Linked DNA regions of Homo sapiens: region 2 is linked to region 1. The links are chromatin loops, found by intact Hi-C in ENCODE. Cell type or tissue: pancreas. All regions are shown on one strand. Links, peaks and the distances in the headings refer to the core of each region. The heading gives the core; the rest is flanking DNA.

What was found. Hi-C counts contacts between places; a loop is a spot of excess contacts. Peaks named below come from ENCODE experiments on the same cell type or tissue, not always from the same donor. Only the 100,000 strongest peaks of a DNase experiment are listed, where the experiment ranks them.
Region 2: a loop joins it to region 1, with 2.3 times the contacts of the local background. A loop is called at or near these places in 5 of 110 quality-filtered maps.

What each region holds. Positions count from the first base shown.
Region 1 is chr14:101,179,855-101,187,501 of GRCh38, reverse strand. No RefSeq gene overlaps it. Among named protein-coding and RNA genes, the nearest start is that of LINC02285, 63 kb to the right of the region's middle. RefSeq lists enhancers at 3,121-3,753, 3,754-4,387. In pancreas, for the core only: a CTCF peak has its summit at 4,045 (motif pointing left); no DNase peak of the experiment used is centred there.
Region 2 is chr14:101,631,986-101,639,065 of GRCh38, reverse strand. It overlaps LINC02320 (long intergenic non-protein coding RNA 2320), which reads left to right. Exons shown (of 6, transcript NR_184269.1): 2 at 3,578-3,750; 3 at 4,387-4,623; 4 at 5,951-6,160; 5 at 6,480-6,653. Among named protein-coding and RNA genes, the nearest start is that of DIO3, 74 kb to the right of the region's middle. In pancreas, for the core only: no CTCF peak of the experiment used is centred there; a DNase peak (open chromatin) is centred at 4,115.

The DNA.
Region 1 (7,647 bases), core at 1,433-6,432:
GAGCTTGATTCCATGAGTAACTGGCCTTCCCAAGAGGCCAGTTCTCTCAACACACTTGGGAAGAGACCGAGGCCAGAGGGGACAAGACTGGCCCACTGTCACTCAGTGAGTTGGTGACACTGTGGGGATCTGGACAGACCCCAGGGCACTGACCTCCCAGCACAAGGCTTTTTCTACCATGCACCTTGCCACGACCTGGCCCCAGCAGACCCCCCACATTCTCCTCCCAAGAAGCGAGGCCAACTTTCAGTTCAGCTGAGGTCACCCAGAACTCCCGGTGGCTTTTGTCACATCCAGCCTTACACTCCCATCAGTGCCAATGTCCCCAACCAGCCCTACCACCAAACTAGCAATCTTCTGAACCCCATGCTGTGAAGAACAAAGGACCAATTCAGCCTCCTGGGCAGGGAAGGGGTCTCATTAAGGCCCTGGGAGCCAACGTGGGGGCTGAGGTATTGTTTTTAATGGAATAACAAGAATTTGCTGTTATGTGTTAGATTAAAGGCTTTATCCTGGGGAATTAATCGGATTGCTACTGGCCTTGAGTCGCATAGCCTTTGACTTCACATCCTCAGAGAAGTCACAGACCAGGGCTGTGAAATTGGTTCATTTCTCTTTCTGGTATTTAATGAAGCCCCAGACAGCCGTGGCACGGCATCTCCTCCCCAGGGCGGCTGTGAATTACCTCTCACCTGCACTGGCGACAGTCTCTGAGCACTCACCAGCCCACCCCCCTCCTCCGCTAATCCATCCAAGACACACTGCCAGATTCATCCTCGGAAAACATAGCTCTGGTCACGAACTGCTCAGAAGCCTGGGTCTGCCCACCGCCTCCAGAATAATCTTCAAATTCTCCCATCCCCTGAGCTCCTGTTTCAACAAACTTCAACTTTTTATTGGAGTATAATACACAGGTGGAATAGTACATGGATTGGAGGTGTACATATTGAATTTTCACAGAGTAGCGGTGCAGGCCTCTAGCCATCCCCCAGAACAAGAAACAGAACCATGCCAACGCCCCAGAAAACCTCCCACCACACCTCCCTTCCGGTTGGCAGCCTTCTGTCCCAGGGGTGACAATTACTCTGCTTTCCACACTATTTTTAAGTGGTTTTTACATTTTTATACATGAAATTATACAGTACGTTGTGTATGCTTTTGTGTTCAATATGCTTTAAAAAGGTGGCCTCTCCTTCCAGCTCTGCATACCCCACACAGCCAGGAAATAGTAGGCACCTCCCAGACAGACCCCACCATGCGACCCTGCTCCTCTGGGCATCTATCATGCCTCAAATCCTTGACTATCTGATCAGGAGCCCCCTTTTCCAGGAAGCCCCTCTGGATTCCCCTGCATGCTGAGAGCTGCTTCCTACGGGTAGAAACTTCCCCCGTGTGAATCTCTGGTTAGACCGGGAGCTGCTCAGGGATGGGGACTCCTGGGGGTACCTGTCTAAGGACTTGCCTCCCAAGGGGAAGTTTGTCCATAAACAATAGTGCTTGCCAGTCCATTATGAGTTCCCGTTTCTTCCTCTATTGTAGTGTATCCTGTCTCAAGGCATGAGTTTGCTTGTCATTGTCATCATGGATTTCAGATGGTGGTATAGTCTCCTGGGAAAGAGAGGGAGGAACCAAGAAAGAAGCCAGGAAGAGAGGGAGGGAAAGAAGAGGGTGGCTAAATGTTTGAAGGCCTACTATGTGCAAACCCTTGTGGTCACTATGCTGCTATTGCCTGGTTCCATCGTCTCAACCACCTCCTGAGGTGAGTTCAATTTCCCTACAAGCTGTGTGGCCCTGCACAGGTTGCTTGACATCTCTGAGCCTCTGTTTTCTCCTCTGTAAAGTGGGGATCATGGAACCCACCTTGCAGGCTGCTGTGTGGACAGGTGATAGTGAGGCCAAGAGCTGGCCCGGGGCTGGGGGCACGGGAGGCCGCCAAGTCACAGCTGTGATCACAACCTCGATGTCCTGTCTTTGCATCTCACCTTGGAGGAAGGAGGAAAGCCAGAGAAGCTCTTCCCACCCCGGGAGGAAGCTGGGCAAATCTCAGCACCTCCTTCCTCCTCTTGCAGACTCTGCTGGGTGTGACCCAGTTGAATATCTCTGGAAGCCCCCGCAGCTAAGCAGGGGCCATTCCATTTCTTCCAATCTTGTCCAAGGTGAGGGTCCAGCCCAGGGGGGAGGACTGGGCCATGGTGGCTCTGGGCACCCCCGGCACCCCTTCCCTGAGGTCTGCATATCTCCAAGAGGAAGGGACACACTGGAACTGCCTGGGAGCTGGCAAGAGGTTTAGATCTCTGCTTGGCACAAGACACAGAGGTCCGGTTGCTGCTCTGCTGAGGTGAAAGCCGGGATCGGTGGGGCCTCGGGTGTAGTTTCTAAGGAAACGTCTTTCCGCCACACCTTCATTGTCGGTGACTGAGACCCCAGAGTTCTATCTTCCATCTGGCAAAAATCTGTGAAAGTTAGTTCCTATTTCATACCCAACAAATACCCTAAAGGGACTGAAGATTTAATAAATGACAAATAGCTAGAGCATTAGAAAAGGGAAGAAAAATACCGGACCCTCAGATGGGGAAGGCTTTCCAAGCAAGATGCAAAATCCAGATGCCGTGAAGGAAAATAATAACCAATGTAAGATCATGAGACCACTGAGTGCTGAAAGACACACACACATACACATGTACACACACATACACACAGGCACACACACAGATGCGCACACACACACACACAGGCACACACACAGATGCACACACACACGCACACACACAGATGCACATGCACACACACACGCCACACACACAAACACTCGCACACACACACACACAGACTAAAATTAAAAGATAAATAACAAACTGGAGGAATATAGTTGAATGTTTCTGATAGACAAAAGAGCAATACCCTTAATAAACAAAAAAGTTATAAATTAATTGAAACAACTCTCAATAGGAAAATGGACAAAGGCTCCAAGGAGGCAATTCACAGGAGAGCAGTAAAAATAGCCAGAAACATCTGAAGAGTTTCTTGACCAGAGAATTTTACATTACAAAATGAAACAATGAGATGTGGGGTTCCTTTTGCTGCTGACATCGGCCCAAGAGTTCCTGTTTGACAGTAGCCAGGGCTGACAAGGGTGTGAGCAGCAGGTGCAAGCCTGTGCATCCACGCCGCGTGCGTGCCTGTCTAGGGAGGGTGCTTAGGAAGAATCTTCCACGATGAAAAATGCAGCAACCCCCGGACGCAGCCGTGGGTTGTAGGGATCCGGCAGGACCTGCTGCAATGTCTTTCTCTGGGTCTCAGCAGGACACATCTTGTCCACGCATGCCTGTTCGTCTTTAATGCTCTCACCTTAGATCCCATAAAACTGGGGCACCCCCCCCATCACCCATGTGAAGAGAGGTGGGGCCCAGGGCAGGTTCAGTGCACGTGGGGCACTCCTGCTGTGACCGCTCCCTGCAAAGCCTTTTCCCCTGCTGGGTCCACCTCATTCTGGAGGACACCCCCAGATCTCAGGCCATGCATGTGTGTTCAGGCCTGGGTGCAGTCACAGCTCTCAGGGTGGTCGCAGTGGCAGCTGCTGGGTCTGGGGTTGGGGACCTTGGCCGGGCAGGCTCCATGAGGCTCTCCTGTGCATGAGCTGACTCACATGCGTGCTTGTGGGGCCTGTCACACCGGTTCTGGGGATGGCAACCCGGGATGAGCGCCCCTCAGCCTTTCCATGGGGCCCAGAGCCTGCCAAAGGTGGCAGATACTTCAGGCCTGGAGTGGGGTTGCTGCCGGCCTCCCAGCTGCTGACAGCCTCCTGGGAGAGACCTATGCCTTCCCTGCAGGTGGCCGCTGTGCTAGACGCTCACATGTGTGGCCTGGGCGGGCTGGGCCGGAGGTCCCGGGCATCCCTGCCCCGCGGTCCTAGTGTGAAGGCTGCACTGCCCACCAGGTGGCCTGGCTCCAGGACTGGAAAGAGAGGACCCTTCCTGCCCAGGGTTTCTCTCCAAGCCCACAGCGCCTGGGGAAAAGCAGCCCCTCGTCCGCAGCCGCAGCTCATGGTGCCCCCTAGCGGGATCCGGGCTGGCGGCAGCTGCATGAGCAGGGCTTTGGGGTGGGTGGGAGCAGCCTGGCTCTGCTGTCCCTGCAGCCTGGGCCTGGGGCCTGTTGCACAGGGAGATGCCCCTAGAAATGAAAGGAAATGAGAAAGTGAGGAGGACCCCGGGACCAGAGATGCAGAGGAGGGAGGGAGAGGGGCCAGGGGGAAGGAAAAGGAAGAAAGGGAGTGGGGAAGGAAAGGGACAGAGACTCAGAGACTGAGAAGGGGGAGGATAGTGGAAGAGGGGAAGGGAAGAAGGAGCAGGGGTAGGCAGGGAGGGAAAGAGGGGAAGGGGAGGGAGGGAAAGAGGGGAAGGGGGGCAAGGAAAGCCCTGAACCAGGGCAGGGAGAGACGGAGCTGGAGAAGATGCCAAGGGTGTTCCCCACCCCTGACTCTTCCATTCATCCTGAAAGTGATTTGGACACACATCTGCCTCACTCTCTCAGGGAAATGGTTTTCTTGTCTATGAGTGGGTTTGAACACCTGACCCCTCCCTGCCCCAGTGCATCTTGCAAATCCCTTAAACTTGTCAGGAGACATAGTCGCAGCCTCTGCGATGGTCTCTGGAGACTCTGGCCTCCTGGTGTTCACACCCAGAGTAATCCCCTCCCCTTCAGTGGGAGCTGGTCTTAGTGATGGCCTCTCATGAGTACGATAAGCAGACATGATGGGACATCACTTCTAAGATCAGGTTTTAAACACCATGGCTTTCGCCTTTGGGTCCCCCCTCCATTAGATCTCTCACTCTGGGGGAAGGAAGCTGCCATGCTCTGAGGCTGCCCTGTGGGGAAGCCCATGTGGCCAGGGACCAGGGCCTGCCCATAGCACATGTATGGACTTGGGAGTAGAGCATCCCCACACCAGTCGAGTCTCTGATGAGACCATAGCCCCAGTCAACAGGCTCATCACAGCCTGTGACAGACCCTGGGACAAAGGCACCCAGCTGAGCCATCCAGGTATTCCTGATGCTCAGAACCTGTGAGATGATGAATGTTTTTGGTCCCCAGCTGCTAAATTTTGGGGTTATTTGTTACACAGCCACAGACAGCTAATACAGGAGCCCCCCAGGGAGAACAAAGGGGTCTGCCTCTGAGGGAGTGTGGGCACTGGCCGGTCACTCTCTGGACACTCTCTGGCCTTGGGAGCTCTCTTGGTTCCAGCCTTGGGGTTCCAGATGGGGAAACAGGCCTGGAACAGGGTGGCATTTGCCTGAGGTCTCCCCTGCTTTGGTCAGGGGCTGGAGTGCCTTCCTTGGCGGGCCTGACTTTGGGACTTAGAGACACTAGGTCCTCAAGGGCTCTGCTGGGGGAGATATGCTGCAGGCTGTTGGTGCAGTCACAAGAGAAGGTCCTTGGACCCTGGCAAGGGCAGGCACAGGGCAGGTGCTGACCAGGAGGACAGCATCCTTCGACCTCCCCTGGCCCCTCACTCTCCGTTCCTCATAATGGAAGTGATTTGGGGAAGGTAGGGTTGGAGGGAGTGGGGCTGGGGTCAGGGCAAGGGTATGCACTGGTCTCTGTGATTTGGCTAAATGGTGGTCCTGCAGGTGGCTTAGAAGGCTTAATTCCCCACCCACACCTCCCACTATAAGTGAGGAGCTGGGGCCCGGGAAGGAAGGAAGTGGCTCAAGCTCACAGCAGAAGCTCTGCAGAGTGGTGAGCAGGGCCACTGAAGCCTCCAAATCCATGGGCCCTGGAAACAGCTCCCCACTTACCCCACAAACCCTCACTACATCTGGAGACCAGAGCTGGCCAAGAAGGAGAAGGAAGTGGGGAGCCAGACATGCCCACATCTGCACCTCAGGTCTGAGGCTGATGGGTCTCCCCACTTCCCCACACATCCTCTTTGGGCCCCAGTTCTGAGCCATGGTGAGCACTCTGGGCATCACACTCGACAGAAATGATGATTTAGGCACACCAGATAAGACACAGGGTGCCTGATTAAGTGGGAATCCCAGACAACCAATGAATAATTTTTAGATATAAGGATATTCATGCAATATGTGGGATATACTTATACTAAAAAAGTATCTATTGTTTATCCGAAATTCCGACTTCACAAGGCATCCTTTTTCTCATTTGCAAAATCAGGCAATCCTATGACAAGGGCAGGCAGGCTCCATACAGGTGGCTGTGAGCCTCTGGCTTTGGGCCATGTCACACTATTCCTTAATTGGGTATGGGAGTTAGGGACTTAGCAGGGAAGAGCTGGAGTCTGATAACTAAACACCAGCACCTCTTGTTGATAACTAAACACCAGCACCCCTTGCTGATAACTAAACACCAGCACCCCTTGCTGATAACTAAACACCAGCACCCCTTGTGATAACTAAACACCAGCACCCCTTGCCATCTTGGGCTGGATTTCAGCCCTCACCTCTTCATACCCTGGGCCTTGAGCAGGCAACCAGCAACACAGCCCTTTGAGGACAAGGTGAATCGGGATATCTTGAAGGGTAATGAGCTCCCTGTCATGGGAGGTGTGTCAGGACTGAGAATGCGATAGCGGGAGAGGAAAGGAGGGCATAAGCCACTCAGCTCACCAATGGGTCTAGAAAGAAGTTACCGAGGACTCTCCTGGGAGGGGTGCCCTTGGAACAGATCTTGAGTGCCGGGGGGGGGGGTGACCCAGAGGGAGCAGGGAAGGGAGGTGCAGGCAGGAGAGCAGGCCCTGCAGGGGCTAGAGGAGGTGCAGAGAAGGGTGTGGCTGGGAGATGGTGACCAGAGGCTGGATGAGTTTCCTATCGCTCCTGTAACAAATCACAACAGACTTAGCAGCTTGAAACAACGCAAACTTTTCTGGAATCAGAAAGTCGACATGGAGCTTACGGGGGTAAAATTGAGGTGTGCTCAGAGCTGGGTTCCTCTGGAGGCTCTAGGAGAGAATTCCCTCCTGAAGCTTTTCCAGCTGCTAGAGGAGCCTGCATTCCTTGGCTCATGGCAGCATCATTCTAATAATATCTTGTCCATTGTCACATTTCCTTCGCTGACCCTGAGCCCTCCCACCCACTGACCTCCTTCTTACCTTATAAGAACCCTGCGATCTCACTGGGCTCACCTACATAATCCAGGATCATCCCAGATCATCCCCCACCTCAAAATCCTGAATCACATCTGTAAAGTCCTTCTGTCACACAGGGTGACACATTCACCGGTCCCAAGGGCTGGGACATGGGCATCCTTCAGGGGCATCCTGTGATTTTCCCAACAAAGGCAACTGCCAAGCCTGGCAGCGGCTAGTCAGAGGCAGCCTTGGAGCCCAGTTTCAGGGATGCAGGCCTTTTCTTGAGGCCCTGCACCTCAACTGAGTAGGGCCAACTTCAGGCCCTGCTGGTCGAAGCCAGTGTGGGTCAGGGGCAGCCTGAGCCCCCTGTGACCCTGGTGTGGCCAGTGGAGGTGGGTGGCTGTGTGCTGGGACTGACCCCCCGTAAGTGTCAGCAGCAGAGCTAGGGCAGGGAGGGGGCGTGGGCAGCTCGCCTACATGGGCAAAGCATGTAAAACACGTGCTTCACATTAAGGCTGCAAGAGTGTGATTCCCATCCCAGCCTGGCACACCAGGGACGC
Region 2 (7,080 bases), core at 1,364-6,363, 450 kb before region 1:
GTTTTGGGACTACTCAAAAGAACAAACAGTGTCCTCCCCAGCCTTTTTCTTTTGGGATTCGAATTAGTGCTATTAACTGAGCCCAATTAGTAATGTATTAATATATAGATTCATCAATCTGCAATGAAAACTTCTTTTGACTTAATAAGACTTTGGATTGGTGTCATCTTTGTCATCTGACATGTTGTCAATTCGTTTACTAATAATATTATTTGAAAATGTCACCTTTTCCATTTCCTTTGCTTCATTAGTCCCAGACACAGTGTTGACAATTTCCAATCAGGCTGTTAGAATGAGCGATTCTGCAATTACGTGAGTCATTTCGGCTTTAGGTTGTAATCGCTGGACCTTGTAACCAGCTCCTTGGGCTCCATCGGATACTGGGGCAATCGATCTTAGCCAAGAACTTTGTTTCTTAATTCGTGCTTGTGGATGCTTAGAAAAGGTCACAGCTTTTTTTTCTGGGCAAAAAGCACATTGCGTGGTGAGGTGGTGCCGGCCACTTGGCGCCCTTGCCTCTCTGGATAATTCTCCCATCCAAATAAGACTTTAAGGCAGAAAAGGGATAATTGTCAGGAGCACACGAATCCCAATGTGTGATAGTTCTCATTATGTTGCCTAACTAACGACTTAGACTTTTGGGGGGAATTATTGGTTGTCTTGTGACTATAACTTTCCAGTCTTAATTAAAATATTGTCAATTACAGAGAACATAAAAATATCTGTAAAAGTACATCAATTTGGATATGAAATGCTTAAGGAGACCAGAGGCCTTTACAGCTTCTGAAGATTGATTTTAAAAAGGCTGTCTGCATTATTAAAAGTTTAAAAATAAACAAAAATAAAAAAATTGAAGCATGGACTAAATAAAATAGGATGTATTAAAGTGTTGATTTTCATTTAATTCAGGAATTAAATTGCTGAAAATGGCATGCAATGTGACTATTATCTACACACATGTATAATAATGAACCTTTTTAAAAGATAGATTTCCTGGTGCTGTAAATGCTGATAGTCCCTCATTAATGTATTGATTTGCTTAAAGTATGTTAAATTCCTATTTTAAAAAAACCTGGCTGGGCGTGGTGACTCATGCCTGTTAATCCCAGCACTTTGGGAGGTCAAGATATCGAGACCATCCTGGCCAACATGGGGAAACCCTGTCTCTACTAAAAATACAAAAATTAGCTGGGCATGGTGGCGGGGGCCTGTAATCCCAGTAACTCAGGAAGCTGAGGTGGGAGAATCGCTTGAATCTAGGAGGCGGAGGTTGCAGTGAGCCGAGATCATGTGACTGCACTCCAGCCTGGCAACAGAGTGAGACTCGGTCTCAAAACAAAAACAAAAACAAAAACAAAAAACCTAACCATTGTTTTTAAGTTTCTAAAACAAATTGATTTAAATTTCTGAAATAATAATTCATTATGAACTTTTGTTAAGAATCAGACTGGTGGCTGGGCGAGGTGGCTCACGCCTGTAATCTCAGCACTTTGGGAGGCCCAGGCGGGCAAATTACTTGAGGTCAGGAGTTCAAGACCAGCCTGGCCAACATGGCGAAACCCTTCATCTACTAAAAATATCAAAAATTAGCCAAGCATGGTGGCGCACGCTGGTAGACCCAGCTACTTGGGAGGCTGAGGTAGGAGAATCACTTGAACCCAGGAGGAGGAAGTGCAGTGAGCCAAGATCATGGCACTACATTCCAGCCTGGGCAACAGAGGAAGACTCCCTCTCAAAAAAAAAAAAAAAAAGGAATCAGAACTGGCTAATTGTAAATATCAATTAACAAAATCAATTATGCTTTATTTGGAAGCACCTAACACTAACAGTCATTACCACTAAGATAAAGAAACAAAATATAGACCTCTAAGGCGGGAATTAAAATAAGAGCTAATCAAAAAGAAAACTAAATATCTTTGCAGAATAAAGAACTTCACTAAAAAAGCTGGCAGCTAGATGAAATCTGACTGTTGGCTGATTGATGGGAAGGTCAAGGTCATGCCCCTGGGTGTAGCATCTAGGGCACTCTCTGGAGAGGGGCTACCCATACAATCTTAGGTGCCAGAATAAGAGTGACTGAATTTAGGATTCGTTACTCCCAAAGAGAAAGAGTCACTGAGAGAGGTGTCGGGGCCAGCTACAGTGGAGTGCTGGCCACCATCTTGGTTCCATTTTGCATTTGAAGCCAGCGCTGAGGTAGAGAGGTAGGAAAACAGAGCAGAGAGATGGAAGGCACCAGGGTCTTTGAGGACCACACCCAGCTACCACACACCCTGAACCCCATTCCACTTCTAGACTTCCTGTTAGATGAAATGATCCATGTTTTTATGGTTTTAGCTTGAGACAGGTTTTATGTTCCTTGTGGCCAAAGACATTTAAACTGAGGTGATCCTTGATAAATGTTTTCTCAATGGATAGATGGAAAGCTGAACGAGAAGGTTATTAAAGGATTAAAATAAAGGCTATGTACGCAGGCAGGGCTGGAACCCCCTCCCCACAAGGGGTGCCCGGTGTGGGCTGGGGTGGGTGAAGGAGCGTACGGGGCTGGCCCTCACCGCCAGGTATGTCAGAAAGTGCCCCCGTCTTCACAGCAAAGGCTGCTGAGTGAACCAAAGAGTTTTGCAAAGTTTTATTATGATTCAGAAAGGAGTGACAGTGACGGGGCGGCAGGGATGACTGATCACTCTCAGCTCAGACAGGTTTCATCTTCTGAATGTTCAATCAGAGCATGAGTGATTGGTGGGTATTAGAGGCGCTCTTTTAAAGGTCAGTGCGGCAGACAGAAGTCCTCGTGGCCCAGACATGTGCCTTAGTAACCACAGCGGAATTCATTAACTTGTCATGGCTGTCCCAGAGCCTGTCAGCTGGCCTTCCACAGACATATGTCATCCTCAACCACATCCACGCTGGCCGGGCCAAAGGAGGAAGCCACACAGGGCCAGAGTATGGGCAACTGGGGAAAGCAAGGCCCAGCACCCCATCCAGTTCCCTTCACGTTATTCTCACAGTAGCCAGCACTTATTGAGCGCTTACTGTGTGCCAGCACCCTGGCAAGTCCTGGATACTTAATGCTCACAACCTCCTTTGGAGATGTACCTGGTGAGTCCCATTCAAGGAAAAGGAGGCTCGGGCATGGCCCTGGACATACCAGGGACAGAGCTGAGGTGGAGTCCAGGCTCCCAGCTGTACCCAACACTACTCACCACCAGGGGCCCACGCTGGGCATGGGACACACCCCCACATAACACAGCTGTAAACACGTTCCCAGTAAAGGGGGACACACATTTTTGGGGGTGTGGGTGGTTTAAGCAAATCCCAGGGATTGCCTGCTTACTCCTTCTAGGGCCAGGGAAGCTGGGCTGGAGGAAGCTGTCTGGGAGCCCAGGAGGCAAGCAGAAAACCGCCAGGACCGCCCCACGCTGGGGGAGCAGCAGGCACGGCCCCTACCAACACCCCCTGGCACCTCGCAAAGCTAGAGCCCGCCCGGTCCCCTCCCCGGAGCGCCCTGGTCTTTGGTTCGTATTCAGCACATCTTCAGAAACAGTGATAGAAAAATGCTGGTTTCTGACTCCACCAGCTCACGGAGGAGATGCCAGCTCACGGAGGAAAATCTGGAAGGTGTTGAAGCATAGACGCTGGAACATAAAATGACTCATGATCTCACTGGGAGAAGGGCTGGGAACATCGTGGGCTCTCTTCTCCCCGCGCTCCTCTCTCCGGGTCTCTGTTTCCCTCATTCCACGATGTTTAGTGAGTACCTGCAGAGGGGGCTTCCCGGGATGCAGGGCTCAGGGCAGGGGTGGGGGCGAGCGTGGGCGAGGCAGAGCGGGCGAGCGCGGGCTGGGAAGGGCGCCCCTGGCGGGCGGCCCGGGCATAAAGGCTTTTGAGCTGGCCTCGCGGGCAAGGCAGGAGGACTGCCTGGGGGAGGCGGCCATACGCCCACCCTAGAGGAAAGCGGCCACCAACGCTGAGGGTCCGGCCCCCACTGACCCTCTGAGACCGAGCCGCCTCGTGTACCAGCGAGGCCACCCGCGCACCTGGCTTGGGCTCCCAGCCCCGCGCCCCTCCACGTCGGAGGCGCAACACCTGTACCCGAGCCTCGGACTCTGAGAACGTCTGGCCTTTAGATAGGCCTCGCGCTCCCAGCGCTGGGGAGTCCTGCATCCCCTAACCGGTGTCTCTCCCGGATGCAATGGAGGTGAACCCCTGGGGTCTCGCGGATCCCGAGTTCAAAGCGACCACAGACTGCTCTGCTTCCAGGACATCCCCTTGGACACCCTCCTCCCCCGCCCAGGCAACCCAAAACCAGCATGTCCCCAGACACACTCCCCTAGACACACTCCGCAACGCCCCAGACCTGCTCCCCACTGAGTCCTCTGTATCCAGGAACCATCGGCGCACTACATCAGACTAGAGGTCTGGGGTCACCCGACCATCCCGCCACAAGCCCCTCCGAGGCATCACTGTGTCCAGATTTTGCAAACTGCACCTCCTGAAGGGGCTGGGGTCTGTCCACTTCGCCCCATCTGCCGTGGCAGCACTTCCTCCGTGGTTCGCACCCCCACAGCAGCCTCCTGGGAAGGCACCTCCCTGGGGCCCCTCTCAGTCCACGGTGTGGATATGGTGAGTTCTTAAACCATGAACTTCTGATTTCACAGCTCTGCTTGAAGCCTTCAATGTCAGGCTTCCTGTTGCTCTTAAGATAATGATCAAAACTCTCAACAAAGTTCCCCTGATAAATGCTCTCAACGTGCCCCCCACCACAGCATCCCTAACTGTAATGAATACATCATTGGTCCTCACGGCAGCGGATTAATCGTCTGTGAGTGTTGGTTTAATCTTTCTCTTCTGGAGTTTAGCTGTCACTGCCATATCCCCAGCACGGAGCACAATGACATGTTTATATGTAGAAAATTGAGCGAAAAATAAAAACAGCTAACATTTGGGTACTTATTATCTTCCAGGCAGCAAGCTATGCATTTTGCATATATTAGCAAATCCATGAGGCAGGTGCTGTCTTCATTGTACAGGTGAGGAGCCTGAAGCTCAGAGAGGTGAAGGAACATCCTCAAGGCCACGCTCTGAAATCAACAAAAGATACATCAGTTTATTGTGGGAAACATCAGAACATGCAGAGATATTAACAAAGAGAAGTCACTCAGAGATGACTGTCATTAACATTTTGGTGTATTTCTTCGTAGACATTTTCCTATGTCTCTGCATAGTAACATACTGTCCAGAGTGCTTGTAATCTGCTAGACGGTTTGATGAGACCAAGTTTTCATGGTATTAGCCACGGCAATATTTGTATTCATATTTTAGGGTATGGCTGAACTGAAATTTGCTTTTGCTCAACTCAGCCCCTCTTGTGAACATTAGGCACTTTGCACTTCACCTGCTGAAAACGTGGTAGTCATAAACACGCTGGTAGCTCAATCGTCCCACCTATCTTTACTATGTTATTCATTCCTAGCAGTGGGGCCTGGGTCAAAAGTTCTGCAGGGTTTTAAGGCTTTGGATCAGTGGTTCGGGATTGTCCTCTGGGACGGGCTGAGAAGCACACATGCCTGCCGGTGGTGACAAGCATTCCTTCCTAGTGCAGAGTCAGGTCTGCACCTGGCACCCCCTACCCATCCAGGTTGGGTCCCTGGCATTCAGTTATGTGGAACAGACCAGAAAAATTAAAAAAGAACCCCCTCCCGCATCTTCCCCGAAGGACCACTGGCCTGCTGTCTCTCCCCGCACTCCCCCACTGGAGTTCATACCCACTGAATCACGACCCCCTTGTGGCTAAGCCCTGGTGCGCCACCCTGCAAAATCAAAGGTGGTGTCTAGGCACAGAAATGGCTCCGTGACCTATGTCCCCTTTGTTCTAATCTAGAATCCAGCCAGGAGTATGCGTGTCAGAAGCCAGGGGTGATTGTGTTTTTTCTCCTTCCTCTTTCTTTAGGTCAGGAAGATTCCTGCAGCTGCTGAGTTAGTACTTTTAAGAAAGTACTGGATTCCCTCTCACAATGGGACTTTGATTTTTTTAAGAAAAAGGTTTCATAAGTTTTCAAATAACCTGGAGCAGTTGAGCAAACTTAATGTGCAGCGTGGTCCCTGCTGGCTGGGTTTGAGGGGCTGGGTCTCTCTGAGTGGATGCTGGTGAGGTGCAGAGGTGAGTGAAGGCTTATCCGGGAATGGAGGAGAAGGGGACAGCCTGGGGAATAAAAAAGAACTTTCCGTGAGACGCTGTACCTCAATGCTAGATAATGCCAGGCTGGGCTTTTGCTAGTCTTAAAAACTACATCACGCATGTTATAGGCAAAGGCCGGCAGCCCCTCCCAGGGAAAGCCCTTTGTTTGAGTCCATAGAGACCCCCTATTGCAAGGGCCCCTTTCGTGATTTTTGAGGGGTCTGCAGGAAAAGAGGGCAGAGGTCGTAGTTTGGGGATCGCTGGTGACCATGCACCAACTTTTTTGTTGTTTCCATCTCAGGAAGAAGAAAAGGTGCCTGAGGGCCTGTGTGGAAGGCCTGTCACACAGCACATCCTGGGAAATCTGTCCAGGAAGCAGCCAGGCGGGCATCAGCCAGGCGGGCATCAGCATCTTCACTGTGCAGATGAGAAACTGAGGCCGCAGAGGTGAAGGGACATGCCCAGGATCACTAAGGCAAGACGGGGGAAGAGCAGAGATCTTGGGCATGATCTCGGCTCACTGCAACCTCCACCTCCCAGGTTCAAGGGATTCTCCTGCTTCAGCCTCCCAAGGAGCTGGGATTACAGGTGCCCGCCACCACGCCCGGCTAATTTTTGTATGTTTAGTAGAGACAGGGTTTCACCATGTTGGCCAGGCTGGTCTCGAATTCCTGATCTCAAGTGATCCGCCTTGCTCTGTCCCTTAGGGACCTCAGCTTAGTGTTCCACACACTGGCAGATCGCCTCGTTCTTCTCAGGGCTCAGTGTTTTCCTGAGTCTGAACCACGATCTGGGTAGCCATCCCCTGGCGAGGACCATTCGGGGTTCCAGCAGTCACATGCCACGGTAAACAAGCTTCGTAAACATCCCACGACAAAGGTGGGAGAGAATCCCAGTAGGGA